Linked DNA regions of Mus musculus: regions 1, 3, 4, 5 and 6 are each linked to region 2. The links are chromatin loops, found by intact Hi-C in ENCODE. Cell type or tissue: heart. All regions are shown on one strand.

Evidence for each region. Peaks named below come from ENCODE experiments on the same cell type or tissue, not always from the same donor. Only the 100,000 strongest peaks of a DNase experiment are listed, where the experiment ranks them.
Region 1: a loop joins it to region 2, with 7 times the contacts of the local background. A loop is called at or near these places in 35 of 42 quality-filtered maps.
Region 3: it touches region 2 in a loop (14-fold over the local background); 6 of 42 quality-filtered maps call a loop at or near these places.
Region 4: it touches region 2 in a loop (5-fold over the local background); 19 of 42 quality-filtered maps call a loop at or near these places.
Region 5: a loop joins it to region 2, with 12 times the contacts of the local background. A loop is called at or near these places in 6 of 42 quality-filtered maps.
Region 6: it touches region 2 in a loop (3-fold over the local background); 6 of 42 quality-filtered maps call a loop at or near these places.

The regions. Positions count from the first base shown.
Region 1 is chr12:73,691,254-73,696,253 of GRCm38, forward strand. It overlaps Prkch (protein kinase C, eta), which reads left to right. Exons shown (of 14, transcript NM_008856.4): 3 at 295-445; 4 at 1,679-1,713; 5 at 4,934-5,000. Among named protein-coding and RNA genes, the nearest start is that of Gm34189, 88 kb to the right of the region's middle. In heart, a CTCF peak has its summit at 2,312 (motif pointing left); DNase peaks (open chromatin) are centred at 1,281 and 2,278.
Region 2 is chr12:73,562,915-73,567,914 of GRCm38, forward strand. No RefSeq gene overlaps it. Among named protein-coding and RNA genes, the nearest start is that of 2210039B01Rik, 17 kb to the left of the region's middle. In heart, a CTCF peak has its summit at 1,944 (motif pointing right); no DNase peak of the experiment used is centred here; H3K4me3 peaks cover 963 bases; H3K27ac peaks cover 748 bases.
Region 3 is chr12:74,290,974-74,295,973 of GRCm38, forward strand. It overlaps 1700086L19Rik (RIKEN cDNA 1700086L19 gene), which reads left to right. Exons shown (of 4, transcript NR_030735.1): 3 at 4,350-4,465; 4 at 4,580-4,977. Among named protein-coding and RNA genes, the nearest start is that of Dbpht2, 4.0 kb to the right of the region's middle. In heart, a CTCF peak has its summit at 2,883 (motif pointing left); no DNase peak of the experiment used is centred here; H3K27me3 peaks cover 302 bases.
Region 4 is chr12:74,012,854-74,017,853 of GRCm38, forward strand. The region is part of intron 1 of Syt16 (synaptotagmin XVI); the gene reads left to right. Among named protein-coding and RNA genes, the nearest start is that of Syt16, 18 kb to the left of the region's middle. In heart, a CTCF peak has its summit at 2,085 (motif pointing left); no DNase peak of the experiment used is centred here; H3K4me3 peaks cover 479 bases.
Region 5 is chr12:74,281,041-74,286,040 of GRCm38, forward strand. It overlaps 1700086L19Rik (RIKEN cDNA 1700086L19 gene), which reads left to right and starts at 3,236. Exons shown (of 4, transcript NR_030735.1): 1 at 3,236-3,416; 2 at 4,475-4,598. In heart, CTCF peaks have their summits at 3,101 and 3,305; a DNase peak (open chromatin) is centred at 3,161; H3K4me3 peaks cover 1,151 bases; H3K27me3 peaks cover 2,168 bases.
Region 6 is chr12:73,923,108-73,928,107 of GRCm38, forward strand. Hif1a (hypoxia inducible factor 1, alpha subunit) reads left to right here. Exons shown (of 15, transcript NM_010431.2): 2 at 3,450-3,640; 3 at 4,879-5,000. Among named protein-coding and RNA genes, the nearest start is that of Hif1a, 18 kb to the left of the region's middle. In heart, no CTCF peak of the experiment used is centred here; no DNase peak of the experiment used is centred here.

The DNA.
Region 1 (5,000 bases), 130 kb after region 2:
GAACCCACCCACTTTTACCTAATCCAGATTAACATCGGAGGGTCTGTGCCGACTGTGTTTGGACAACCCCATCATTTGGGTTCTAAGGTTGGCAGAAGTGAAGACTAAATTGGTTTGCCAAGGAACCCTAAAGTTCCTCCTGTCTCTACACAAGTTCCTCCAGAGCTCAGATTACAGACCTGTGTTACCATCCAAGCTATTTAAGGGGATTTGAACTCTGGTCCTGATGATTGTGTGGTGAGTACTTTTTGAGTCATATCCTCAGCCCATGTCTTCCTTTCTTGTAACACACAGCCACTCTCCAGAGAGACCGCATCTTCAAGCATTTTACCAGGAAGCGCCAAAGGGCTATGCGAAGACGAGTCCATCAAGTGAACGGACATAAGTTCATGGCCACGTACCTGAGGCAGCCCACCTACTGCTCTCATTGCCGAGAGTTCATCTGGTGAGACAGCCTGCTTACCCCCACCCCACCCCACTTTCACCTCCATCCCTGGGCTTGCTGCTGGAGGCTTCTTTGGCTTATGTGTGGTTTCAGGAGAAAACATAATGGATACTATTCTTCAGATCTGACTTTTGCCTCCTATTCGATACATTGATCCTCTTTTAACAGGTTTAAACTCCTACTAAAATAATAGCAAAACTAAGTAATTTACGGACCCAAATGTTAGATATTATTTCGTATACTAGTTACTCTATTGAAGATGCTAATAGATGAAAGAGCATGAATCAGAGAGAGAGGAGAGTCAATCAATTGATAAATTAGAAAACCTGGCTGAGGAGAAAGGAAAATTATTTTTGAGGAAGTTATTAATGCTTTGAGGAAGGCATGGATCGTGTGATCAGTTATGAGGAATAATCGTGGTGAGAAAGCCTCGTTCTCAGTGGTGTCCAGACATATGGCATCCGGAGGAAGGCCATGGCGTCCAGTGGTCCTCTACCACCATCTCATCTCCAGCAGTTAGGAACTAATGTAATTAAAGGTTGAGAAATTCTAAAGACTTGGGGCACTGTCTTACAAGAAGTAAGCCTGAACAAGCCGTGGCAAGTCTATAGCAGAAAATAAATGTAAGCAATAATTACTTTCAAAGAGAGTCAAGGTTAAGCATACTTATGGCATTTGTAAACAGAATTACAACTCCCGACCCCAACACACACACACACACACACACACACACACACACACACTACCATAGAACACATCAGGGTGAGTCATAAATCAATATGAACAGAAAGGAGATGATGGCACCACGTCTGCCCCCCTGTGGATTTCAGCGGGAGATGTAGAGATAAGACAAGGGAGAGTGCTGGAGCCAGGTAGCTGCAGTGTGTGTGTGTGTGTGTGTGTGTGTGTGTGTGTGTGTGTGTGTGTGAGTGAATGGAGGAGCTGAGTTGCTTTTCACTAAGGATTTAGGAGACAGCTGAAGGGAGGAGAAACGGGAACCCTCACCACCTCCTGTTTATATCACCAGGAGCGGTCTAATCCATCAGCTGGTGTTCTTTGTGCCTCCTGGTAATAAACAAGGGCTCAGAACAGCACACTTTCTGTACCTCTTCCCCGAAGAGATGTTTTTCATAAGGGGCCAGGGAACACACTTCTTCTAGAGAAGTATAATTATAGATGTTATTACTGAACCATTTGACTGACAGTAATTTTTCTCCCTTTTGTCTTGAACAGGGGAGTATTTGGGAAACAGGGTTATCAATGCCAAGGTAAGAAAAACATGTTTACAACCGTGTTTAATTGTGCTTCTTTGTGAAAATATGATAACACCAACAGAAGACAGGCCAGGCTGCCTCCTATCAATACCATGATAACTCTCCGTAAGACACATGGTGCCCGTATGGCAGACTCTAGTTCGTACCAGACCCTGGACGTTTTTGACAGTATAGAGGGAATCTGTTCATTTCTAAAATCAACACCCAGAAGAGCTTTGCAGCTTAAAGTTCGCTCTTCAGTAACTTGAGAGAGCTAAGAAGGAGTCCAAGGCATACAAGGGTGAGTGTGCCCTTGAGTCTTGAAGATAAAAGTCTTGGTTTTTACATTGCACTTTTAACAAGATGAGATGTCGCATGCTGTGTTCATGTCACCTGCATAGGGAATGGATGCTCGTCTCCAAATTAGCTTTATCTTTTTAGCTTTCTGGTTTCAGAAACAAAACAGAACAAAACAAAAAACCGAGGGTCTGGAGAGGTGGTTCCCTGGTGAAGAGCCCTTGTTGTTCTTGCATAGTTTGTGAGGGTTCAGTCGTGAGCACCCCCACATGGCTGCTTACACTGTGCAAGTTTAGAGGATATGATGCCCTCTTCTGGCCTCCAGGGGTACTACATGCTTATGGCAAAAAATACACACAGGCCAAGCACCATAAACATAAAATAAATGGCTCAGCGGTTAAGAGCACTGACTGCTCTTCCAGAGGTCCTGAGTTCAATTCCCAGCAACCACATGGTGGCTCACAACCATCTGTAATGGCATCTGATGCCCTCTTCTGGTGTGTCTGAAGACAGCTACAATGTACTCATATACATTGGATAAATAATATTTTAAAAAATAAAGTAAAAAGTCCTCAGTTTTTTTTAATTAACTTCATTTTTAAAATGAGATATTAGCATGTACCAGGCCATGGTCTTGATCTGTAACTCAATGAATGAACGAATGTGAGAAAAAAATCCACAATTAAATACATTTTCAGAATTCTAAGGTAAAATCAACTTAGTATCATTCTTGAAGACTTAAAATTAAATAAATTCAAAGTGTGAAAGCAGCCTCCTTCTATGTAGGGGTGTGGGCTGGGTCCCCATGGCCTTCCGTGGGGCTCCCTTCCTGTTGCCCTGAGTTTGGTCAGTCTGTATCTGTAGTACTGGGCATCTTGACTTTCACTCTGCAGGTGACTGGTAGCCGTGCCATGTATTCTACAGAGCCGGTCCACATGTAAATAAGGAAAATCCTCTTTCTGTTTTGGAGGAAGCAATGCAATGTGGGTCGTGTCTCCCCCCCCCCCCCCCCCCCCCACTTAGGAGAACTGACTGAGACATAAGCTTGAATCTAAGTTATGTATGAAAATTTCCACTGAATTCTCAAAGTTAGAGAGAGCAAGCATAGCAATTGTAAGGGACCTATAAATGTGAATTCAGTCCTAAGTGAGAAAATAGCTCACAAGGTAGGACGATAACAGTTTTCAGCCTGGACCTGTCTAATATAGGGGTATGCTCTCTAGTGATATATATATCCATATATATATATCTCCATCATATACATTCTTATATAGATTGAGAAGCTCTAGATACACAAGGGTACCATTGACAGATTAAAATGTATGACTTAAGGGTACATCTGTTGTGTTGTTTTTCCTCTCAGCATGTCGCTGAGACATCTGATGGCTGACTTCTGGTGGGGCACCTGCTCTTTAAAGAACAGGAAAGAACACTAGTTAGGAGGCATGAGAAAGTTTTGTTTACATTTCACCGAAGAACGTAAAACCAAACGTGTGGTAGGAGAGAAGTATGCGGGCCCACCCTCATCAGAAGCACAGGGTGGTGTTTCCGACTAATCAGGCTTGAGGCAGAGGAAACGGCCAGAGCTAAGAAGGCCACTGTGTGTGTAGTAGTAACCGGGCCGGTTCTTCAGACAGACATGAATGTGGTTGGCGTGTACATACCTAACAGTGGGCAGGGAAGCACGTGAGAACAAGGCCCTTGGACCACAAGGGAGGTAGACAGGCCTACTGTCATAGCTGCTCTGTCGATCATTGCTGGCCTCGGCCAGGCCAGGCAGAGGAGCAGTAAGGCTTTGGTTGATCTAAACAGAGCTGTCACAGTGTGATCAAACTGACGTTGATGGGAAGCACCAGCCTGCAGCGTCAGACAACACATTCCTCCTAAGCTCACGTGGAACATTCACCAGCAGAGAACACCCGCTGGACCTTAAACCTACTGTAACAAACAAGAAACATACAGAAAGCACAAGACTCATGCTGTCTGGCCAGCCAGTGGCTCAGCAGGCAGGAGGCCGTTCCTGTGCAGCCCGAGAACCTGAGGTTGAATCCTGGATCCCACTAGGTGGCAGGGTAGATTCAGAGTTGTCCTGTGCGCGCACGCACACACGCACGCGCGCGCGCGCGCACACACACACACACACACACACACACACACACACACACACACCACACACACCTTGAACTCACATATCTCCACCTGCCTCTGCCTCCCAAGTGCTGGGATTAAATTCATGTGCCACCATATCCAGCTTCTTGCTCATTCCATATACACTACGACACCCTTATAGGGCTGCAAACGGGAAAGCATATTGTCAGAGTTCTAAATATTCACACAGCTGGTTGAACCGTTCTGCAAGTGTTTATTCAACTGCCCATTCAGCCCCCAGCATCATTCAGGGAATTCCGGGCAGGCCCCAGCCACATGTGGAAGATTTGAAGTAGGAGTCAGTCTGAGGGGCTGTAGGAAATCAGAGGAGGAGAGGCAGTTTGGGGTGAGATATTCTTTGGGTTTTATCTTGTCATAAGCATTAGATGCAGTTACCAGGTGAGTAGGCTATGTTGGAGAGGCAGAGAAAGGCCATACGTTTGGAACCGTGCTGGGTTTGAACACTGTTGATGGACATGAGAAACCCACTGGAAGTGTTCAGGCATGGACAGAAATGACCAGGGTTATACTGTGAAAAGATTTCTCTGAAGGATGGGGCGCAGTCAGGAAGGCGAGGACAGCTTAGGACAAGATGGCAGACAGCTTGGATGTAAACAAAGGTCTTGTTAGGATGGTGTCAGTAGATGCAGGAAGGATGAGGGCACTGGCTGCCAGGATGTGGCCAGACATCCAAGCCAAGTTTCTGGCATGGGCAGCTTTCGTTGACTGCTGCAACTGGCTGTCCTAGGAGGCTCTGATAAATGTGTAATTGCTGGATTTAATTTCCCAGTGTGCACCTGCGTCGTCCATAAACGCTGCCATCATCTAATTGTTACAGCCTGCACTTGCCAAAACAA
Region 2 (5,000 bases):
ACGCATAAGTTTGGACAAACAACCAATGTGTACATATGCAGTAAAGTTTTTTGCCAAGACACTGCCTGGCCCAGGGCATGATAATGAGGTTCTGAGAGTATAACCAATCAGATGTGAGACATGCAAATGATGTATGATAATGAGGTTCTGCAAGTATAACTAATCAGATGTGAGACATGCAAATGATGTATGATAATGAGGTTCTGTAAGGTACTGAGAGAGAGTAACCAATCAGATGAGGAACATGCAAATGAGGTATAGTGGATAACCAATCCGGGTGTGAGACACGCCTCTCCTAGGCCTATATAAGCAGCACCAGTTCTGGGCTGGGGGGGGGGGGTCTCTTCGCCTCTGCAATCAAGCTCTCCCAATAAACGTGTGCAGAAGGATCCTGTTGCAGTGTTGTTCTTGCTGGCGAGCCAGGGCACGTACAAGATATGCTGAGTCCAGGAAAGCCCCAGTGGTGAGCATGGGGTCTCCACAGCATGCAGCCACAGTTCTTAACCCTATCCCCCTGTCTCCCACCCCAGCCCCCCCTGTACTGCTGCCCACTTCCATGTAAAACACATTCTAGCCCCTAGAGAAGAAAAAAAAGCAATGGCTTAATGTGGCTGTCACTATTACTGCCAATTTTTGAAAATCATTTCTAACACTCAATGGGCAAATGACAAAATCCTCAATAAATAACTTACCTTCCAACTCAAATTCTTTGCTGTTCCTTCTCCTTCTCGCCCATCCACCCCTCCTTTATTTCTTTTTATTATTGATTTAATTTTTTGTTTGTTTGTTTTCTTCCCATCATGGAAACTCTCCCACGAGTCTGGTAGTCCTAGACGTTAATTCAAGATGTATCTTCAATTGTGTACAAGCAATCTGCTAGGCAACAAGTGACCTGCACTCTCCAAATACAGTCAGGGATAAACAAGAAGTAAAAACATCAGCATCATATCGTAGAGGTTTTTGTTGTCCAATATACCTATATTGTGAAGGAGAGTCAAATGGTATACTTAATTTTTTAAGAAATTATTTAAATTTTAAAATTAGTAATTTTTATTACTCTGGAAAATTTCATACATGTGTATAATGTATCATGGTCAGATCTTACCCCCTTTACTCTTTTTTTTTGTAGCCCTCCTAGAACAATATACTTTAAAATCAGTTCTCATTTGGGGCTCTCAATTCGTTTAGAGTCTGATTCAAGCTGTGTTAGAAGGATTAGATGAAAGTTCTGAGCAAGCCACCGAGCTGGGTGGCAAAGTTTAGAGTTCCGTTCTTGGGGAAGCAAGGCAAGCTGCCCCTCAGGGCCGGCCTGGGCAGACTGTGCAGCTTTCCCACCTTTTCTCGAGGTTGCTGTGGCTCCTCTCACTTGTGTCCCAGGTTAAGTGGCCTGTTTGAGCAATGGAAAATCTCTTTTGACCCCAGGATTGAGCTGTGGAAGGGCCAAGTCGCAGGCTGCCGCCTCAGAGTCAGCAGAGATAAGCTTCATTAAATCGCGCAGTCACCCCTCCCTCCCCACGTCTCAAGGGGCTGCAAGGACCATGGCAGCAATAATTACCGTCTGTATAGAAGACGGGCCACATTTTAATCTTACAAAAAAAAAAAAAAAAACAAAAAAACAAAAAAACAAGATAAGGCTTCTATTGAACTCTTTAACTTAATTATACCTTTAAAAATGAAATGAACATTCTGTTTTATCCAAGGTATTTAGAATGATTTTTTTGATTTAAAAAAATGTACAAATGTTTGGAAATCCTTGTTTGGAAATACTTCAACCTAAAATGCTCCACAGAGACACTCTGGGTGGAGGTAATCTGCCGCCCAGTTTGGCAGTGAGTTTGGAAGAGATAAAATTATTATTTACAAAAACAGTTAACTGAACAACTTTGAAATGTGTTAGATTTTACTTGTATCAGTTTTATTTTTTCTTCCTCTTTCTTTTTATGACTTGTGACCATTAGATGGCGCTATGCATTTCTAAATATGAAAAGTGCTGGAAATTCTAGTCCGTCCAGGAGTCACGGTCGTTATTCTATTCATATATAGTTAAAATATTCATGCTATTATTTCAATGAATATATAAACAACTTAATATAAAATTTCCAGTATTGCATGGCATATTGAACGGAAATCCAGATCAAATTCACAGTCTCAAATGAGGTTCCCTTGTGTGGAAAAATCTCCCTTGCAGCGCCTCTCCAAGCCTCACGGGACATTGTCACTTTCCCTCCCCTACTGAGCCTCGTACTTACACATTTTTACAGAGGCTTATAGTTTGTGATAATTTAACCAAATCTTGCCCTCCTGAGGTTTATCGCCATTCAAAGCATCTACATGCAAAGAGGGTCCAAATTCGTTTATCAACGATCTGAGGCGAAGGAAACGAGAACTGGTTGGTTTTAGCCGCAGAGGTCTTTTTGTTACCCTCACCAGTATTCAGTTAATGGAAGCTGCTGTACTGAGGCTTCCCTTAGACTTCATCCCCTAGGTACAGCGGCCAGATGATGCCGGCAGTCTTCCTGTCCGTCTCCTCTCCAGCCTTCACTCCAGAGCTCTGCACCGAGGAAAGACCTCTCCTTCCACAGCTCTCTCAGCAGCCTCCCCTGCAGCCTGGATGGCATAACCGCTTCGGTGTTGATGTTTCCCACTGTATCTTCAGTTGGAGTGTTGGCGTCTTCCACTTGAAAGTCCCTGGGTATTTTGAAAGTTAAATCATCTGAAATGAGTCTCTCTGCGCCTAAGGCCGGCTCACGCTCCCCTCTCTTGGGGAGTGAGAGCCCGTGTTTAACACGCAGCCGCCTTAGGTAAGAGCTGAGAGGTAAGGAGGACCTTCTGTTCCCACCACAGTATACACAATGCCAGGTCTGCCACCCCACTGCCCATCTGCTCTCCAGTGCCCCAGTTGTTGGCATTCGCTCTGTGCTATCGGGCCACGGATTAGGTCACTCGGATAATGATTGGTCAAACATCTGCTAGATTTTGGTCTCACGACCCCACTACAACTATAGCCAGTGTGATCCTGGTATAATGTATGTATAATGTGTGTCTTGTGTCTGGCACCTGATGAGAATTCCCGATGGCCTCTTACCTTCCTGAAGACAGATCTAACCTCCTTACCCATAAGACCCTGGGCCAGCCTTCACCTCTGGCCCCGTCTCTTCTGCCTCTACAATCTGTTGTAGGATACGCCTTTCAGTGCTCTCTGGCAGTTTGCTCTCTCTTCAGCCTCTGCACCTATCTATTGGTTGTCAATTCCTACCTCTCCCATCCTCCATTTCCTATAGGGGAAGGATCCTCACACAGCCGTCTCTACTTAGGGTGGGTTCTCAGAAGCACTTGGGACCCATCTCACACTGGATCGCAACCCTTGTAAGTCTGTTTATTCTTCTGACTAGAATCATATATCTATCCTACCTGTCTCTACCAGTCCAGCCTAGTATTATGTATACAGTTGGTGCTCAATAAATACTTGTTGCATGCCTGAAGACCTACCTAAACTGTCACTAGCCCATAGTCTCCATTCTACTCACTAAATGCATTTTATATTATATTTTGGTTTACATTTGTGGTTCTGAGAACACAGGGTCTTACACGCACTAGTCAAGTGTCCTACCACTGAGCTACACTCCCAGTTCCTTACTCACTCCTTATAAGCCAGGTTAGTTGTCTTGGCTGATGCAGAGATGACCCCACATCTGTGGCAGCTGTGGCACTTTCTATGGACCCAATGAGAACATGAAACTTCTGTGGACAACCTGTGAGCCCTTCCCTTGGGCTGTGCACTGCCTCTGGGAGGGGACTGCGTCCTCCCTCAGCTGCACCCCGCTGCTGTTCACAGAACAATTTTCCCATTTCTAAGAATCATGCAGCAAATTGAGGTTAAGGCAAGTTTTCACTTGATTCGAAGGTTTAAGTCTTGTTTTGGTGTTCTGGCCCAAATCTTTCATTTCAGTACTTAAAAAAAACTTATTTAAAATTGAAGGGTTTGAAAACTTCAAACATTTATTCAGAGAAAAAACCAACTACCCTATCACTGGAGAGTGTCAAGGCCTGTCTTTGGAGGCATTTGCTCGACTTTCAGGTAGGCACACAGGCCTCCTTAAAAAACTCCAAGTGCTTGAATCCATTCTTCTATAACAAGCATAAAAACTTCAGCGTGCAAGGACATGCTTTATAAAGCAATTTGTATACATCAACTCATTCTACAAGAGAGCCCCTTGGAGCTGGTGCTATCAACTGACACTCCCAGTGTAGAGACAAGAAAATCAAGATACAAAGACATTTTCCTTCCTTCCTTCCTTCCTTCCTTCCTTCCTTCCTTCCTTCCTTCCTTCCTTCCTTCCTCCCTCCCTCCCTCCCTCCCTCCCTCCTTTCTTCCTTTCTTTCTTCCTTCCTTCCTTTCTTTCTTTCTTTCTTTCTTTCTTTCTTTCTTTCTTTCTTTCTTTCTTTCCTTCAGGTTTATTTATTTATTATATGTAAGTACACTGTAGTTGTCTTCAGACACACCCTGTTGTTGTCTTCAACAACAACAAGAAGAGGGCATCCGATCTCATTACAGATGGTTGTGAGCCACCATGTGGTTGTTGAGATTTGAACTCAGAACCTTCAGAAGAGCAGTCAGTGCTCTTAACTGCTGAGCCATCTTTCCAGCCCCACAAAGACATTTCTTAACTTATCCAGCAATGAGGGGAGCTCGACTTGGGCCAGGCAGTCAGCCACTAAATCCTGTGTCCCATCTGCAGCACAGAGAGCATGAGAGCACCACGCTCTTCCTTGTTCTGATGGAGAGAAGCTATGGTCTCATTTATAAAACCCTGTAGACATGTTTCAGTAGATCACTTGCTATCTGTGATGAAAGGGAAGTCTACACGCACTAACCACCTTCTTCCCAGTCTCCTACTCCACTGCAGCATCTTTGCCTGGAGCCCTAAAGTCAACGTGCAGTCATTGCCTTTTCTCATCCTCACAGCAGTTTTCTTCTTTCTTTCTTTCTTTCCTTCCTT
Region 3 (5,000 bases), 730 kb after region 2:
GGCGATTGGTTTAAAGTCACACAACTAAGAAGTAAGAGAGCCTGAGAGTAGATCTATGCCTCCACCCACTTGCAGACCCCCAACTCTTAGCTACACAACTGGCTGTCAGCTAGAGTCTCTTCTGGGCCCTGGTTTGCTCCTCCGTGCTCAAAGGAGGCTGAAAGGCACGGCCAACGCATAGCTGCCAGCTCAGAAGATTTTGAGTTTTAATCTAGCAAGTAACAGATGTAGCAACTTACGTTGGTTACAGGCTTTAGCCTCAAAATGGCTAAAACCATCCTCCAAAAAGTGATGTGGAAAACATTGCAAAGAGCCAGGCAGCTAGCATTGGAGGGACTTGCTAAACTGACAGCAGTTGCAAAGGTGCTCAGCAATTCACCAGTGGGGGGGTGGGGGGGAGGGTGTTCCTCAAGAACAATAAACTGAGTGACTAAGAGCCTTCCTTGCCCAGGAGGAACAGGCTCAAGTCTAGACCTCTGAGTATTTGCTTTGTATTTTCAGGGTCTGTTGCATTCTATATTTTAGTGTAACTTCTGGAATATAGTGACCCGGAATCAGTCAATCTGTCTGTCTGTCCATCCATCCATGCATGCATTCATGAATTCATGCATGCATCCATCCATCCATTCATCTATACATCATCCATGCATCTCTCATATATATATATACATATATATATACATATATATATATATAATCTCATAGATATAGATAGAGATGATAGAGATAGAGATAGAGATAGAGATAGAGATAGAGATAGAGATAGAGATAGATATAGATATAGATATAGATATAGATATAGATATAGATATAGGTGTGTATATATTGATCTGTTAAATTGAAATAGCTTCCCTGGAGGATCAGTGGGGAGTGGAGGACAGAACAGTAAATTTGACACCTGGTGCTCCAGGCTGCAATTTGCAGTCCATCGTGCTGCTCTCAAATGGCTACATACTTAAGATGGCAAAGCAAGCCAATATGTAATAAAGGACACATGTATAGATGGAAACAATGTTGCTTACGGCAAGGCTGTGCTTCTAATTTCCAAGTCTTTCCTCACTCTTCCCTTCACTAGAGTAATTCATTAGAGTTTTCCAAGAAACATTGTGACCTGCCCAAGTGCCAGTGTTAGCAATAGGCACTGATCCTCTTAAGGTGAACCTGGGGGCTGCTGTTGAAAATGGACTTTATTCTTTACTGTGTAATTACAATGTGAGTTGGCTTTGTTCATGGTGCAAAAAAAAAAAAAAAAAAAAAAAAAAAAAAAAAAAAAGAAAGCACTCAAGCTGATAAAGGGAGGCTGACTGAAATCACAATAACAATATCAATCAACCCAGTTGTTTGGGTGTCAGTTGATTGGCTGAGTTCAACATTTAAGGCCTGCTAGTATAGTTGCCTGGTGCTGTAACACTCGGGATATCAAAATGTGTTCTCAGGTTAGCTGGCATAGATCTCAGTTGGATTTGGTGCAAAAGTTCCCCTCTAGACCCACTGGAAAGGTGAGTGAAGGGCCCAGTAGTTAAGAAGCCCTACAGGAGATTCTGGTGTGTGTTAACATTTGAGAACCACTGTTAGATCAGTTAGTCAGACAATTAATTAAAGAGGAATAGAGGACGTCCATGGCTCAGCATGTGCTTGCTGTATAAGCAGGGGAACCTGGGTTTGGAGCCCAAGCACCCCTGTAAAAGCCAGGCTGTGGTAAGGACCTATAGTCTGAATGCTAATAAGTTGAGGGCAAGAGGCTCCCTAGGGTCACTGGCTAACTAGTCTACTCAATTGTGAATCTAGGTTCAGTGAGAACCCCTATCTCAAATGAGTAGGGTGGAGACCAATCATGGAAGAAAACCCATGACCTCTGGACTCTGCTTGCATGTGCACATACCTGTGTACACCTGTATGTAGACGTACACAGACAGGAACCCATACACACCCATATACTATACACACACACACACACACACACACACACACTACATGTTCACATGCACATGTACATGTGTGCATGTACACAATAGGAGTCATTATTACAAGGGATAAGCAAAAGCTTTGTTATCTAGTTATCTGATGAATAGCTTTCAATGTAACCCTAGCAGTCTCTGTATCTTAAAAAAGAACAAACAAACAAAAAACAAAAACAACAAAAGAAAAAGAAAAGGAGAGCAAACTGGGTTTGGGGGGCGGATGCATTTGTTTTATTTATTTGATCGGTTTTATTTTTTCCCCCTAACCCTTTCAAGTAAGTGAGAAATCGACATAAACTGTCGTTCATCAAATCCAGGAACTCTGCGCACGGAGCTTCAGTCGCGTGTCCTTATCGTGTCACCTTCTCCTTTTGGTCAGATGCACACGTGCTTTGAACCCTGGATCCCTTAATAAAACACACGCCCACTAGCTTAGGGGCTCTCTTGGGTTTTTAACCCACAGTGACAGCAGTGAGGTTTTGGGATGCTTGAGGTGAGGTATGTGGCTTTCCTTACTGGCTCGGGAAGAGCATCCAGCTGCAGGAGGGAGGGCTGTGTGAAGCTAGGCCGGCGTGGCTCCAAGATGAAGGAAACACGACACAAAGCATGTTATTGAAGAGCACATTTTCAATATTTAAGCCTGTAAAAGCTCTAGAGTTTAGAGGAAAAGCATCAAGTGTCAGTGTAAATTTATTAAGCCTACATGTCTTTATATGCTAATTATTTTGTGACTCATTGGGTTCTATCAGAACTATTGGGTTAGGGTGAAGTAAACAAAGTTCAAATGTAAGCTTGCTTTCCCTCTGGACTGCAGAGGTCGAGTGAATACCAAAGGGGACTAGGTTTTCTAGTTCTCTCTGTTTTGAATTGGAATCTGTTGTGTTGGGAGTTTGATCTTGCTTCCATTCTGTGGCCACAGTGCCATCTAGAGTACATTCTGGGAACTCCTTTGGAAATCCGCGACCTCTAAATTGTTTTTCCTTAAAGTCAGAATCCTCAGCTGCAGTCGTATTTTCAAGGAGGAAACAAAGGTTTTCTACTTTCACATATTACACTGTGTCTTAGTCAGGGTTTCTATTCCTGCCCAAACATCATGACCAAGAAGCAAGTTGGGGAGGAAAGGGTTTATTCAGCTTACATTTCCACATTGCTGTTCTTCACTGAAAGAAGTCAGGACTGGAACTCAAGCAGGTCACGGAGCAGGAACTGATGCAGAGGCCATGGAGGGATGCTCCTTACTGGCTTGCTTGCTCAGCCTGCTCTCTTATAGAACCAAGATTACCAGCCCAGAGATGGTCCCACCCACAAGGGGCCTTTCCCCCTTGATCACTAATTGAGAAAATGCCTAACAGTTCGATCTCATGGAGGCATTTCCTCAATGAAGCTCCTTTTTCTGTGATAACTCTAGCTGTGTCAAGTTGACACAAAACTAGCCAGTACACACTACAATCAATTTTATATATATATAATTTCCTCATTATTAACCTCAATTATGCTAAATGTCAGGACCATTATATCAATTAGTTAAAATTTGTTTATTTTTGTAATTGTATTTTAATTACATTTCCCCCTTCGTTTTCTTTCCTCTAAACTCTCCCTCCCACTCTTCTTCAAATTCATGGTCTCTCTCTTTATCAGTTGTTTTTGCATGACGTATATGTATTTGCATATTTCTCTATATAGCTCTCTTAGTCCACATGATGTCACTTGTGTTTCTATTTTCATGGCCAGCACATTTGGCGCTGGACAATTGGGGTGCTCTCCCCTAGGGAGGATGGTGACTCCTACTCCTATCGTTCCTAAGTTGCCTGTAGCTCTTTGTGTAGGCTTAATGCCTCTTGGGCTTCTTTCTGTCCAGTTTGATCTGTCTGTCTTTGCTCAGCCCACATCTGGGCAGTCATGTCGGTGAGACTTTGTGTGTAGCTTCCGATGTTACTAGGAGACACAATCTCTGACTCTCTTTCTACCCCCTGTTCTGCAATGTTCCCTGAGCTTTATGTGTGGGCACCTCTTGTAGATGTGTCCTTTGGCTCCACAACTCTACAATTCGATGGGCTGTGGTTTTCTGTAATGGTTTTCACTTGTTATAAAGAGAAGTTTCCTTCACACACAAAATTAAACCTCACTTGAACTTGATTTCTGGAACTGCACAAGGAAATGGTCATAGAACCCTAAACTCGACCATCTATTTTGTGTCTCAAATGGCATTTCTCCGCCAGTAGTATTGTGATCTTAAGACAATTGCCAGTTGTGCCAGACTGTGCTGTTTGGTGAACAGGTGGAAATCTCTGGGGTGGCTGGGTTTCTGCTTACAAATGCCCTCTATATGATGAAATGCTCTTAGCCACAATGCCACCTGACCTTTCTCCAACTGTTTTTCTGTTTTAGCTTATCCAAGAGAAGTCCTATCATATTCATCAACAACGTCGAAAGTAGCCTACTTTAAGAGAAAATATGCAGAAGAAGAAGATCTACATCAAGATTCCCATGGGTATTTTCCAAAAGTAAGGCTTTAATTTTTCTCCCAAGTCTCCCTCCCGAATGTCATTGGTAGCACAAAGCTCTAGTTTTTTAGTGTCCTGTGTGTGTGGCGAATAACGGTTCTGTTTGCTTCCTAGCACCTGATATTACCGGAAGACAGGACTTGTATCCTCAAACTTTCCCTAGAGAAGCTCAGGTTTCTTGAAGACCCAGAAACCTACCTAAGAAGGTCTGTGTTAATTAACAATTTGCTGAGGAAGATACACCTAGAGACGGAGAAAGAGAGCTATGAATACTTCAAGGAAGCTCCCTGCTATAAGACTGCTTATTCTGATACGAGAAAACGGCTGAAGTTTATGGTACAGGAGTGCTGTTCCCAGTCTCTCTACTATGAAGAGCTGCACTCCTACCACATTGTGCCTTACACTTCGGAGAGTACCATCTATGGGATGGGCTACACTGGTGACCACTTGGAGCAAAATTCTCAGTTGCTCATTTATAAAATGAATTAAAAAGTAACTGTTAAGTTCATTGATATTCTGTTTCTAAATGCCTGAA
Region 4 (5,000 bases), 450 kb after region 2:
CCATTTGTGAGTCACAGCCCCTGCTATATAACCAGCACTGGCTCCAAACTGATGGTCCGCCTGCCTGTGCTGCTCACTGCTGGGGTTCACTTGTGTGCCACTCTGCTGGCATGATTTTCTAGATTGCTTTGGATATGTAAAAGACCTTTTAATTAAGTTAATTTATTTATTTTTATCACTATATGTATAGGAGTGTTTTGCCTGCATGTATGTATGCATGCCATGTGCATTCCTTGTAGCTGTACAGGTGGGAATACACAGCCTCCCCTGGAACCGAAATTATGCATGGCTGTGGGTGCTTGGAGCCAAACTCAGATCTTCTGTAAGAGCGACAAGTTCTTAACCACTGCGCAATCTCTCCAGCCCATAAAAACCCTTTTAAGATTATGTGTGTGTGTGTGTGTGTGTGTGTGTGTGTGTGTGTGTGTGTGTGAGAGAGAGAGAGAGAGAGAGAGAGAGAGAGAGAGAGAGTGTCAGAGGACAAATTGATTTCTTCCTTCTGCCACGTGGGCCCTAGGGTTCAAACCCAGGCTTGGAGGTAGCCATCTTTACCCACAGCCCTCTTTTGCATTAGTAGTGCTCAGTATACTTTTTATTTTCTCTCATGAATTCTTAGTCCTTTTCTAGCTGGTGTCAGGTTTCCCAATCTGCCTGCCTCCCCTGTAGAAAGTAAACTGGTATGTACGTCCTGGCAAAGGAGGACTAAGAAAACATGAAGACCTATTGAGCTTCTGCTCTCTCTTGTCTGAGGCAGTTGAGTACCTGTTGCGTGAAGGATTTGACTTTGAGCTTGTCTCTTTCTGTTTAAAGACCTTATCAAGACCAGGGACAGAGTTGTTCCTAATGGAATTCCATTGATCCTTCTCCAAAAAGGCAGCGCCGTATGTCAGAGGCATGTTTGCCTCACTAAGGCTCTTGAAGAGCTTGTCTCCGTGAAACACAATAACGAGAGGAGAATGAGCTGCTCAGAAAGAAAGCCCTTTACTTCTGAAGGAATAGGCTTTCCAGCCGTGCTTATCTTAACTGCTGAATTCCCTAACCACACTAAGGATCCAGACTGGACAGTGTGGATCTGCTCTGGTGTGCAGCGTCACCCTGCCACCGTGTGGCCATGTTCAGAACTGCACATTCCCCCGATGTTGGCTTCCTTCCTCTCTGATATCCAGCAAAATTAGTCACCCTGAATGGCTCTTTGAACTAATAAAATGTGAAAAACTTATCTAAAAAAGCCTTATAATAATTTTTAAAAGAAAACATATTTAGTAAGTTGCATCAGTTGTGTAAAAACACCTTGGTGTGTTAGATAATGTGTGTATAATTCAAGACTGGGCCGAAGTTATGTTACAAAGCTGGTTAAAGAGGATGGTCTGAGGTTGTACATTTTCTGTGCATTGAAGGAACATATATAGCAGGCCTTAATGATATGTGTGTGTGTGTGTGTGTGTGTGTGTATGACAATTATGTTTTAGGTCAATCCTGTTTTTTTTTTTCTTCTACGTTAATTTTGTGGTTAGCTGTTTCTAACCAAGAACGAGAAATACTGTTTCTGTCATTATTAGGGTACCTTTCCACTCATCAGGATAACATGAGTCCGAGGCTGGTGCCAGAGTACTCCCCACAGAGGCTTCACTATGCCACATTGCTCTGCAGCAGCTGAGGGCCAGATCCAGGCATCGAAGCTGTCAGATGACCCCTCCTAGCCATTCACACCACCGGCCACTGCTGGACGGTGCCTAGTGACCATCATCTGCGGGCTTTCTGGAGTAGCTCCTCCAATCCCTACCCCCCCAGGTAGAGATGGGAGTGGGACTTGGGTTCCATACTTCTTCCAACTCCTTCCCCTCTCAGAATTGAAGGATATCTGCGTCCTTTTACTCTCTAGAAAACTGCTCTGCCTACATGGGAACTGTATGAAACTTTGTTAGGAGCCCACAATAAACTACTTGGTATATGTTTCGACGATTGCCAAGGGATCTAGAACCCCATGTGTCTAATTGTCTGAGGTGCCAATAGAAGCTTGCAGCAGGAAGAAGACAGACTCCAACTGAGTGTGGGGCAGCAGTGGAGCCCCCTCTGCTGGTGAAACTGTCCCTTTACTTAGGTCAGCCCTAACCGTTGGAAAAACACTTCTTCAAGAGGTGCAACCTTAGTCTGAGGCTTACACGTGGTTCTAGCAACATGAAGAGGGTGTCACAGCCACGATGGCAAATGACTCTCAAGTGCTAAACACCTGCTCAACTCACCTCAGCTTGCTTCTCCATAACTTTTCTAGGGGCACCATACTGAGTCACAGCACACTGGCAGAGCCAACCGTGTCTCCCATTCCTCAGAGAAGGCTCTGAGAAATGCTGAAGGGAGTCTTATGGTCGGAATCTCTCTCAAAGCACCCAGTGCTATCATGTAGGTGTGTTGGCACCCAGTGGGAGGTGATTGGGTTATGAAGGCTCTGCTTCATGAGGGGTTAAGAGGGCCATAAAAGGGTTTTCAGAAGTGGCTTTCTCTCTTCTTTTCTGCCCCGTGAAAAAACATTTTGTCAAGGAAGAATGGACTAAAGGCCTTCCCGAGGTGCTAAGACCTTGGTCTTAGGCTCTTCAGTCTCCAGGGTGGTGAAAAACTAGGTTTCTGTTTGCTTTGAGTATGGTGTTCTGTTATGGAAGCACACAACGACGACCTTAAGTGGGCGCAGTCCATTTCAGGCAGTAGGAGTGGCATCAGAGTAGGAGGAATGGGAGACATGGTTGGTTCTGGCAGTGTGTTATGTCTCAGTGTGGTGCACCTGGAGGAGTTAATTGGAGAAGTGAGCAGAGGTTGGGCAGAAGGCTAACCACAGAGGACTGCATTTACCATGCTAATACAATTGTTCCCTCATCCCAGCACACCACACTCCATTTCCTACTGTATCATGTCCCCAGGGGCTAGCTTAGAGGACCATACAAGTCTCTCGGGGCTAACTGAGCATATGTTTCTAATTTTCTGATCAGAAGAACGTTTCTTCTCTCTCTCTCTCTCTCTCTCTCTCTCTCTCTCTCTCTCTCTCTCCCCCCCCCCTCTCTCTCTCTTTTGAGACAGGGTTTTTCTGTGTAGCCCTGGCTGTCCTGGAACTCACTCTGTAGTACTCACTCGAGGCTGGCCTCGAACTCAGAAATTCACCTGCCTCTGCCTCCCAAGTGCTGGGATTAAAGGCGCGCACCACCACTGCCTGGCTAGAAGAACGTTTCTAAACTGGGAGTACCATGGAGAGGAAAGAGGGGAAGAGAAGATAAGCAGAAGAAAGGATTCCGGAGGAAGAAAGGAGGGCAGAGATGAGGTAGCTGCCATTAGACTGGGCAGGTAAGGGGTGTGGAGATTGAACCGAGGGGATGTATGGGCATAGGAGACATTTCAGGGGCGCCATCTGGAGCTTTTCTATATAAGTCTTGATAGGTGTCTGGGATTAGATACTGTGGGTGAGGGAGAAATACAAGATAAGGCTTTTCGAGTTTAGAAAGTGACTGTTTGAAAATGGTGTCATTCAAGACAGAGATAAAGAGGGAGCAGATTTGAAGGCCAAGCGTACCCTGTGCGGCCGTTTCAGGTGCGCATCAGACTTCTGGGTAGAGGCAAAGCAGCCTCTTGGAAGGCTGGGCGTGGAGCTTGGCGGTGCTGGAGGCTTGAGGTTGGAAGGCATTGCTGAGCACGCCTTGGAGAAGGAAGCCCTTAGGGTGGGCACCATCACACAGAGAGACGAGAGTGGGCAAAGGCTGTCGGGTCCAAAGCTGCAGACTTCGTTCTCAGCACTGGCATGAAGATTCATAACCATTGTAACTCCAGTTCCAAAGGATCCAGGGGCGTCTTCCTGTCTCCGCAAACACAGACATGTGCACTGTGCACAGACGTATATGCAGGTCAAACACCCATGCACATAAAAATAAATAAAAATGTAAAGTGCTTGACTGTTTTGTACATGCAGATGTTTGTTACAACATCGATGACAGAAAAATGTGAGGTGTGACTTGCTGTTCGTTTTACTTGCCCTAAAGGGAGGTTTAAAATTAGGAGTGTGTGTGTGTATGTGTGTGTACACATATGAAGAAAACATTTTTTTCACCCAGAGATATATTTTCAAGATTGAAAGAAAATGAATTACAGATTATACCACTGAGAATTATGATGTTTATAAATCTTGTGGTTATCTTGCAAATAGCATAACCTTCTCTCCCTTTTGAAAAGATGGCTAATTTGTTGAGTGAAAAAAAACTTTCAGCACTTACCAATACTTTTAATGAGTGTGTAGGTATGTACACAGCTAGTGCATGCATGAAGGTCAGGGGACAGCATGTGTTTGGGCATGCATGTACGTACTTGTGGGTTGTATATGTGCTACAGCATACATGTGATCATCAGAGGACAAGGTTGGTCCTCTCCTTCCACCCTGTGCTACCACTGCCCTGTGAGTTAAGTATTTTGCTTTAACAACAGACAATGGGCTATTTTTGGATCATTAAATAGTTTACTGTGAAGTTGGGTGTCAGGTTTCCCCCCTTTGTTCTTTTTCAATGACCTATTAGTCATCTAGGAGCTTGTTTCCTTTTATGGATAGAAATAATCTATCATTTGGATATCACATCATATATGTATCAATTCGGTGGTTAGTGGACTCGGACTTGTTTCAAGTTTTTGTCACCTTGCATAAAGCTGTTATTGGTGCTCATATAAAGTACATGGATGGACATGTTTTGATTCTTCATGCTATAGAAGTTGTGAAGACATCTTCTAAACTGCCCAAACCAGCTCACATTCTTATTGCCACTGTAAAATTTCTGTTGTCTTATACCCTCTGTAACTTTTGATATTGTCAGCTTTGATTGCACACACGTGTGGTACAAGCCTATAATCCAAGCACTCAGGAGGTCAGGCAGCCTGGGTTGTGCAGCACCCTGGTGGGAGGGGCTTATCCAACACAAATAAACTAATCCTGATATTTCATTTTAGTTTTGATTTGTTTCTTCCCAATGGAAATA
Region 5 (5,000 bases), 720 kb after region 2:
ACATGAACCACCTCCAGTAACATTTTACCAAGGAACTGCATCATATAAACCTTAAAGCTTCCTCTGAGCCTCAGAGTTTCTGGGGATGTTTCTCCGGGACGACTTGCGATTACAGCTCAACGGGAGGCTGGCACAAGGAAAAACATCTGTGCCGTTCCACCTGCTACAGTCTGGACATAGTGACACAGGCCTGTTATCTCAGCGTTCAGAAAGCTGAGAGGCAGGAGGTCTAGAGTTCAAAGCTGGCCTGGGATACGCAGCAAGTTACTGTCACCAAACAACACAAATCTTTGCAGATATCAATGGGCCCACAGGGATTAAGAGCTGTGCCTTTATTCTATTTTTAGTTTTGCCGTAAGGCTTATGCTGTCAAGTTTTGCCGTAAGGCTTATGCTGTCATCCTGATATCACCCTGACCCGTGTCTATTAATGTTTATTGTTTTTCTTATGGGAGCCCTCCACGAAAGGGAGATGTGACAATCACCAGGAAGTTACATCACAGAAGGCCAGGTTCCCTCATCTGTTCAGATACATTGCACTGTACCCATATTGGCTGAGTCAAGCTGCTCCCCCAGATGGTTTCTCTGCCTTGGTTCCATAGTGACATGCCATGTGATTATGGGTGGGGGTTTTCGTCTGTCTTCAGTTCTAGGGATTGAATCTACAGGCTCATCCATGCTAAGCAGATGTGCTATTCCTGAGGCATAACCCATTACTAGGGATGGGCAGTATACCCCAATATATATATATATATTGGGGTATACTGCCTATATATATATATATATATATATATATATATATATATATATATAATTGCCTTGGGAGTATATGCCATCATGCTCAACTTTTAAAGATGGTTTCTGGAGATTGAACTCAGGTCTTATGTTTTCCTGGTAAGCCCTTCACCTCCCTTGCTATTGTCCATTTTTAAGTAAGAGAGGACAGTTCAACTCAGAGGACTCACACTCAGTTCAGATGACTGGCTTAAGGGTGTTAGTAAAATATCAGAGTGACTCTGGGTTGAATACTTCCTGGGTGGCTAATGGAGACCAGACAGTGGTCTTCAAAGAGGAAACAAAGTTGGTGCCTAAGAACAGTGCTTCACTAAGTTTTCCCACCCCCTAGCTGAAAAATGAAGGCAGCTCCTGGCTTCCCTCATAGACTGGGTAGAGCCCTGACAGCTACCAGCTGAGGAAACCAGAGATCTGGAGGTATCCCCACTGACCACAGGCTCTGTGCTCTCTGGCATGTACCTGGAGCTGTATGCTACGTGCCGGGCACTCCCTATTATCCTGAGGGAACTCATTTAGAGTATGGCAGCAGTACTCTAGGGTGGATTGGGGAGTGTGAGTTGGGCTGTAATTGCGAAAGCTGCAATGAGAATGTATTTAAACAGCATCTTGCAGGCTGAATGGGAGGAAGCCAGGTGAGAGGGAGGCAGGCACGTTAAACAAGAAATATCATTCACATAACTCAGGAGACCTTGGCACCTTCTCCAAACATGGTAGAGGAGAGTCCAGTGCGACTGGAACTGAAGGTCAAAGGTATAGCGAGTCCCAGGGAAGGGCTAGAGAAGGAAAGAGATGGCAGCCCCATTTTAGTCTCTTGCTGCCCATAGTGAAGTAGCAATGTGACATACTGCTGGTTGTCTGGAGGATCACAACTGTTCTCAAAGTTCCCCCTTAGACGCATAACAGTAACTTTGTGATTATTACCTCCTTAGCCTACCTTGGCTATTTATTACTTCCTTATACATCTCCAGATTACCTCATGATCGTCTCAAACCTCAGGGCAAATACGCTTCCAGAGATTAAAGTTTGACAAAGGCATGAAGTAGGTACTGGAGACCTCTGAACTGTGGGATCATACTGTACCCCGCTAGCCTTGAAGATGGCTGCCCCCACCCCCACCCCTTAGTACTTAACCCAGTGCTATGCAGCAGCAGCCTGGCTTGGATCTAAACACAGTATTTCTTTCTAAGTGAGTCCCAGGGGTGCTGATTTCCATCCTGGCCCTGGCCCTGGCCCAACTCTCTAGGGAGCCAGGGAAATTCTGTACTCCTTTCTTAGGAGAAATTTATCATCAAGGGAGCATGCTAAGCAGAATTTCTTTACTAGGTATTTTGGTTTCCTTTCTTGAATTTGCTCATTGGCTTCTCAGATGTTCCCACTTTGAGGTTCTTGCAGTCTTCTTTTTTTTCTTTCCCCTCAATAAAATAAAACCATTTCACAACAGCCACGGTGAGGATGAGAAGCAATGGTCAAGAATACAAACAAAAACTGAATCAAAATAAGCTCTATCAAGAAATTGGAGAAGCTGCAAACCTTTGTGGAAACTACATTAAAGCAACAATGACTGAAACATATGTAGTTTCCCCAGTATCCTTTGTGGAAAGTACCCTTTTGAGGTGCATTTAAAAAGATAGATTTTATTTGCCTTTTGAGAACTTAATACAGGTATGCAATGTGTTTCGACCATATTCATTTCCCACTCCCGGGACCACTATCCCTGGAAACCCCTACATCTTTCTTCCAACTTCATGTCATTTGTGTGATTATTTTTTATAGAACATTTCATATTAATTGAAGGGTTTATTCTTCTCTCATTTAGATGAAGTCTAATGGTATAGAGGCAGAACACTAGACCATGGGAACACCCCATGGAAACACTCCCCCTCGTCTACCCGGTGCCATCCTCCCGTTTTTAGGAGGTAGCCATATAGGGTGCCCAAAGGAATTAGACTCAGGATTGAGTTTCATGGATTAATATTTCCCTCTTTCAAGTCTGTCAATTGCTCAAACCTGCTTGTAGTAACAGGAACACAGTGGGACACAGTCCCGGAGCCAAAGGATCCCTCACACCTTTAAATGCAGTTCCACCTCTGTCCCCATTCAACTTCCATGGGGACACCAATCCAGCCTCCAGTGAGTGACCGTTTTCTGGGACGCGAGACTCCTCTTAACGCTCAGGCCCGCGACGCTCCCGCTCCCGTGTCGCCAGCTCTCCTGGACCAAGTCAGTGTGACCCGTGGCTGGACCCCTCGTTCTCAGCCTTCCTTCCCGGTAGAGCTCCCAGTCTGGCTCTCAGTAGCCCCCTCTGGCGCCCGAGACCTTCAGGAAAGTTGCTTCGGGCGGTGGAGGGGCGTCATCGCCTCCTAGCAACGCTCCTAGCAACCGGATAACATCTGCTCCCTTTGGTCCAATGCGCGCCTAGAAAAGCCGCGCGCCCGCCTCGCGTTCTGAGCCGGAGCGAGAGGCGCTTCAGAGAAGGAGGGACCGACCTGCAGGAGCCGGCCGCCCCGCCGAGCTGCAGTCGCTGCCGCCGCCGCTGTCGCTGTCGCTGTCAGAACCCGTCCGAAGAGTGACACCTTCGCGAAAAAACAGGAGCTGTGAAACATTTGCACACGCAGTCTTCGGGTAAGTGGACCCCTCTCAAGGTTTGCCAGGACCCCTCCAGCCAGGCATCTGACCCGAGGCCCAGAGAAGACGCGTTCCCTACGGCTGGAGGTTAGGGACTTGGCCTCGGATCCCACCCTGCCCCCAGCCACTGAAAAGTGACTAGCCACTGGTCCCGAATAACTTGATTTGATTTTTTAAATGCCAGGATTGGATATTGAGACTCCCCCTCTGTTCGCTACTGTCTGTTAGTGCTTAGAAGTTTTCCACCTTCCTTGATTTTGCTTTGCCTGGCTGCCCGAGGCTGGAGAGCTGGAGGCAGCTCCCAAAGGCAGCCCGTGGTTATGGATAAAACGACACGAAGTAGGCTCCACGAAATTCAGTCAACACGGGCTTCTGTTTTAGGTCCTCATCTGGAAAGGGTCCAGCTGGCCAGGAGCAGTGGTTCACTGGTCCTCAGCCTCCTGAGCAGTAACCATAGTAACTCACCTCTCTAGATGGGATCGTCCTTATTGGATGCCCGTCTTCCCTTGGAAAGCCCGTCTCTCTAAATATAGAAGATGATGAGATCCGTGAGCACACAGCCATGCAGACTAGGTGTGGTTAAACGGAACCCTTTGCTGAGAACTATCTTCAAACGTGGAGCAGCTACTTCAGACCTTGCCAGAAAGAGTCAGTATGTCAGAGAAAGAACAAGTTATGGTGTTTTGAGTTAATTGCTTTGTTATTTTGGAGGGTGATGCAGCCTAAAATTATACAAGAGCTGGCTGTGATTTTTTTTTTAATCACATTTCCCCAAAATAACCGCTCGAGTAAATCACTGACAAGATGAACTATTGTGCACTTTTCAGATCTCTTAGGGGGAGTTGACGTCGCTCCTACTTAAACTTAAGTGATCCTGAGTTTGAAGGTTTATCTTTCTTTCTAAACCATGTCCCAGATCGGCCCCACCTCAAACGTCTCAGTGCCGCCCCCCATCCCCACCCCACCCGCCTTCTCCTGCCCTGATAACTTATTCATGTCCCTGCATCCCTGATTCTTTAGAGGTGTCTTATGCCAGTATGTCTCCTTGTTTCAAGATCCCAGGTCCCCATTCATGAGCCCGAGGCTGTGAGACATGCTCCATGTGCCAAGGGGAGTTCTCACCACATCTTCCGAGGCTGTCCTAGACATACACTCTTCGGTCTGAGTCAGCATTACCAGGTAATCACCCTCCGAAGAGAAATTACTGTTTAAATATGTATCCAGAGAAATAAACGCTAATGTAGCAGCCCGGCAACTTACAGGATCAATAGAAGGGGCTGTTTGTATGGGCGGTTGCTGGGGAGAAGTCAATAAAGGTTTTCTGTAAAAAGGACATTTGTAGGCTGGCAGACTTTCCTCTCTTAGACCCCTGTGAATTGGGTGGGTCAAGTGAGGGAGCCTGGCTCCCGGAAGATGGCAAGTGGAAGCTTTCTGAGCACACTGGCAGTGTGGGTCTGGGGTGAAAGAAACCAAGAGAGAATCCTTCAAGTTGCCATAGGAGGTTGTGGGGACTCATGGAATGCTAATTTACACGGAGACTTGTGGTAGAGACCATGGAGAACTAACTACTTTCTTCCCAAT
Region 6 (5,000 bases), 360 kb after region 2:
ATTTATTTATCTTATATTGTGAGTACACTGTCACTCTCTTCAGATACACAAGAACAGAACATCAGATCCTATTAGAGATGGTTGCTGGGAATTGAACTCTGGAAGAGCAGTCAGTGCTCTTAACCACTGAGCAATCTCTCCAGCCCCAGTAAAAGTACTCTTAATAACAAATATAAAATATTTAATATTGTTTAAGAGTAACCTCTACCCCCTTTTAAAGTGAAAAATTGATATGGAATCGATTTACTGAAAACTAAAAACACTTTTTTGGAAAAGATTGTAGAAAACAAAGTTAATCTAATCATTCTGGGCTAGGTTGAGGAGTTATATTTATAATAAGATTTTTGATTCAGTAGACTAAGGAAATAGCTTAGTGAATAACACGCCTGTGGAGGCATGAGGGCCTCAGTTCAAATCCTAGCATCTACTTTAAAAGCCTCGTATGGCTGCACGTGCCTGCAATCCCAATACTGTGAGGTAGAGATAGGAAGATCTCCCAGTTCAGTAAGAGACCCTGTCTCAGGAGAGTGATAGATGAGAACACCAGTATTATCCTGTGACCTTCTCATGTATGCGCTCAACACACACGCACGGTTGATTGAATAATTTAACATTGTAATTTGTACTTTTTCCTTATCACATTATCTAAGAACAAAATAGTGAACGACTTAAGTATTGTATGTGTGTGTCTTTCAGCATTAAAGAGCTGAGGCAGGATGTCCTAGAGTTTGAAGCCAGCCTGGTCAACACAGCAGGACCTTGTCTCTGAGAAAACAAATCAAAAAGCAGAGTGTGGAAATGATTAAGCCAGGAAACTTCTTATACATTGGCCCTCTTTCACAAACTGTTTCAGTATCTATGCTCTCTCCTTTTGTCTGTAAACCTCCTTTTTGGTGAGATGCTTGGTGGTTAGGAACATCAGATATCCTGTACTAGTTAAAGCATTGTGAGCTGCCTGCCATGGGTACTGACAACCAAACTCAGGTCCTCTGCAAGAGCAATGCTGTCTCTTAACCACTGAGCTATCTTTCTAGGCCTAGTGGTATTTTTTTTTTTAAATCTCCTCAAATGTGCTGTAAAATACAAATCAAAAATTTGGTAAACTCTTTTTGTTTTCCTATGAAAGCTAAAAATCTTAGAAGGGATATTTTTCAGTGTTAGAACAACAGACCCCTTACTTAGAAACCTGTCTCAGGATACACTTCTTTTGAGAGTATGTTTTAATTAATTGTGTTTATTATCTTAAGGAAGTCTGAACTGCTTTGTGTTTAAAAAGAAAGCCTTAGCCTTTTTTCTTTAGTTTTGCTTTATAAAGTAAAGAAGTAAAAATTAGTGCAAACAAAATAAGGAAGATGATATAGCAATCATTTAAATAGTGTGCTGCTTCCCACAGCCACCACTGCACAAAAATTTAAAAGTAGAAAAATGTGCCTGGTGTGACAGTTCATATTTTTAATCCCAGACTTTGGAAACAGGCAGATGGAGCTCTGTGAGTTCAAGGCATGTCTGGACTACATAGCAAGTTCCAAGCCAGCCAGAGATATATAGTAAAACCCTGTCAAAATGTGTGTGTGTGTGTATATAAAGTGTTCATTGTAACCCAGCAGATCTCTGCTCTCTCTCTTACCTCCCTTTCAGAGTATTATATAAATGAAATGAGTTTCAAAACTATTTCATTACAAAGTTCAAATTGAAAATAGTGAGGAAAAGAAAGCAGTTTTAATGTACTTAAAAAATTTCAAACTGTTGGCATTAAGGTACTCTCATATGGCCTCTATTTTTTATTGTAGGATATTAAGAATATACGGATTCATTTATATAAGGAGCTCCAAGTGATTTTTTTTAATTCTTTCAAAATTTTACACTTATATACAGTGTATCAGACCTAACCCCCTATTTGTGACAAGTTTCTTAATAGCCCTACTTAAAATCTTAAGGTTCTTGAGTGAAATTGCTCTATAATTAGGTGTATACAGCCAGTGACCTACAGACCACATATGCCCCACAATATGACAAATATGGCTAACACAAATAATTGTAAGCCTACATAAAACATGCCTGTTGAAACATTTTTTGTAACTCAATTGCACAGTTGATGACAGTGCTGTGTGCGATGTCAAAAGTTGGACACACCCACTAAATGAGTTGAAATTTTTGTATCACAGTTTAGAATCTAACAAATGTACACATTCTTTACTAAACTTTGAAAACTGTATAAGAGAGTTGCTGAGAACTCTTGACAGTTACCTAAGAAAGTTGTTTCTCTGCTTGTAGCTTTCAGCCTTACATTAAAAGGAAGGAGACTTAAAGAAAAGATAATTGTGTGCTTTGTTCATAAAATACAAGAAGAACTGAGTGAAAAAAATCCCGTTATATTGTTAAATGTTTAATAAATTCTAAGAGCTGTTTTCAACATTTAGCAAATACCTAACCTAGTAAGATTGGAATGGAGGAGTAAAATAGAGGCAGCATTCTCCATTAATAGAGCAGACTGTAGAAAAGGAAAGACTTAAAACACTGATGTTCCTATCCTATTTGTCATACAATTGCTGTTTTTAATCTATGGAACCCCAGCTTATTTTCATCAAATGAGGGCACTGTTTATATATTTATGGGTTGTTATGCGAGAGTAAGCACCCAGTGCAAAGTAATATTGATAATGGCAGGCTTAGAGAAGCAGCTGACAGCTGGGCTAGCCTTAGAGTCAGGAGGCTCAGCAAAGGAAGACAGCTCTCCTTGATAAAGCTTAAACAAATCTGACTGGTTTGGAAAGAATTCTCGGTGTGTATCATTCTATAGATACTTTTATTACCTTTACTAGCCCACCTGCGGATCAGCACTCTGACTCACCTTCATTTGAAACACATTCCTACATTATTTGGTATCCGTTATTTCTAGTACTAGATAACCAGTGGCTAAGGAAGTAAGCACCTGGAAGTAGTAGCTTGTTACAGCAGCTAATGTAAAGCCCATGGTAAGAGAGTAGGTGGGAAGGTATTGATGTCAAAAGAAACTAATCAAATCATGTATAACTATTAGTGTCTTAACCTGCCCATAAATGTATTACCTATTCTCAAATTATTATATACTTTAGTTTCTTCAAATTTATTTAGGGTTTTTCTATACTGAGATACTTTGGAATGATTGTGAGACATTAGATACATAAGCTACTGTAAATTTGGGGATGAAAACATCTGCTTTGGAAATGTTAAATAAAAGCTTGGACATTTTAAAAGAATTTATTATGTTTTCAGTGATCTAAAATTTGTATATAAAAGCTATCTTATATAAAACTTTGTTCATGTTCCATACAAGTCCTATATAATAATTTTACATGGTTTCTTCTAATCTTTATACAGTAAACAGGGAAATGCAAAATTAATTTTATTCGAGTTAAGACAAACTAACATGTACATTCTTGTCTCTCTTTTTTTTTTTTTGTTAAGTAGGATGAGTTCTGAACGTCGAAAAGAAAAGTCTAGAGATGCAGCAAGATCTCGGCGAAGCAAAGAGTCTGAAGTTTTTTATGAGCTTGCTCATCAGTTGCCACTTCCCCACAATGTGAGCTCACATCTTGATAAAGCTTCTGTTATGAGGCTCACCATCAGTTATTTACGTGTGAGAAAACTTCTGGATGCCGGTGAGTTCTACAAAAACATAATGGACCTGAAAATTAGAAATTAAAAACATCTAGAAGTTCCTTTTAGCAGGAGACTACAATACTTTCTTTTAAGAGAGTGGTGTGTGTATGTGTCCATGCACCTGTGTGCACATATTAATATGCTCTTATGAAGGGGCCTATGGAGGCCAGAAGAGGGTATCAGATCCCTTGAAGCTAGAGTTACAGGTATTTATGAGCCACCTGATGTGGGTGCTGGTGTCCAAAATGTAGTCCTGTTGGTTGCGCAGCAAGCATTCTTAAATGTGGAGCTATCTCTCTAGACCCATAACGCCGCTCTTTAAAAAAAACATGAATTAAGTTATTATTGCATGTGTATGGGTGTTTTGCCTTCAACATTTGCATGCCTAGTACTTGTAGAAGCCAGAAGAGGATTTTTTTTGGAAATGAAGTTACAGACAGTTTTCAGTGCTGGGAATTGAATCCAGGTCCTCGGAAAGATCAACTAGTGCTCTTAACTGCTTAGCCATCTTTCCAGTACTGCCCCAACACAATACTTTTTTTAAAGTATTTTTTAAAAGTAATTAAGTCTTTCCGTATTCTTTACTCCTTTTATCAAGCTTTGCTTTTCTTAGTTGTAGGAATAATCCTTTTTGTACTGTAAGTTGTTTTGGTTTACCCTTTTTTTTTAATCCTTTATTTTTTAAACACATAAATAAAATTCATTAACTTTATAGCCCCTGGTACTTTGTTTCATTCTGAAGAGTTCTCGATTCTTCCACATGACAGCAATTTTTTTCTTACTAGCTTTTAAGCTTCATTTCATCTATTCATTTCCTCCTGTCTACCTGTATCTCTTTGTCTCTCTCTCTCTCTCTCTGTCTCCCTCTCCCTCTCCTTCTTCCTCTCCTCCTTCTCCTCTTCCTCCTCCTCCTTCTCCTCCCCACCCCCACCCCCCATAGAGTCTCACCATGTAACCCTGGCTGATCTGTACCTTGCTGTGTAAACTAGGCTGCCTTGAACTCACAGAGACCCATCTGCTGCTTCCTCCTTAGGACTGGGTATAAAGGCATAACCTATCTTTAAAAAATATCACCCTTTTTTACACCCTTGGTGATTTGCTTGTTTGCAAATTTGTTTATTTTAAACAATTATATAAAACAACTGGAAAGTATACAGAAATAAATATATGTATTATAGAAATTTAAAAGTATCTGAGATAAAGCCTGACTTTGTTTCTTTTCCCGTGTGCCCTGCAGGTGGTCTAGACAGTGAAGATGAGATGAAGGCACAGATGGACTGTTTTTATCTGAAAGCCCTAGATGGCTTTGTGATGGTGCTAACAGATGACGGCGACATGGTTTACATTTCTGATAACGTG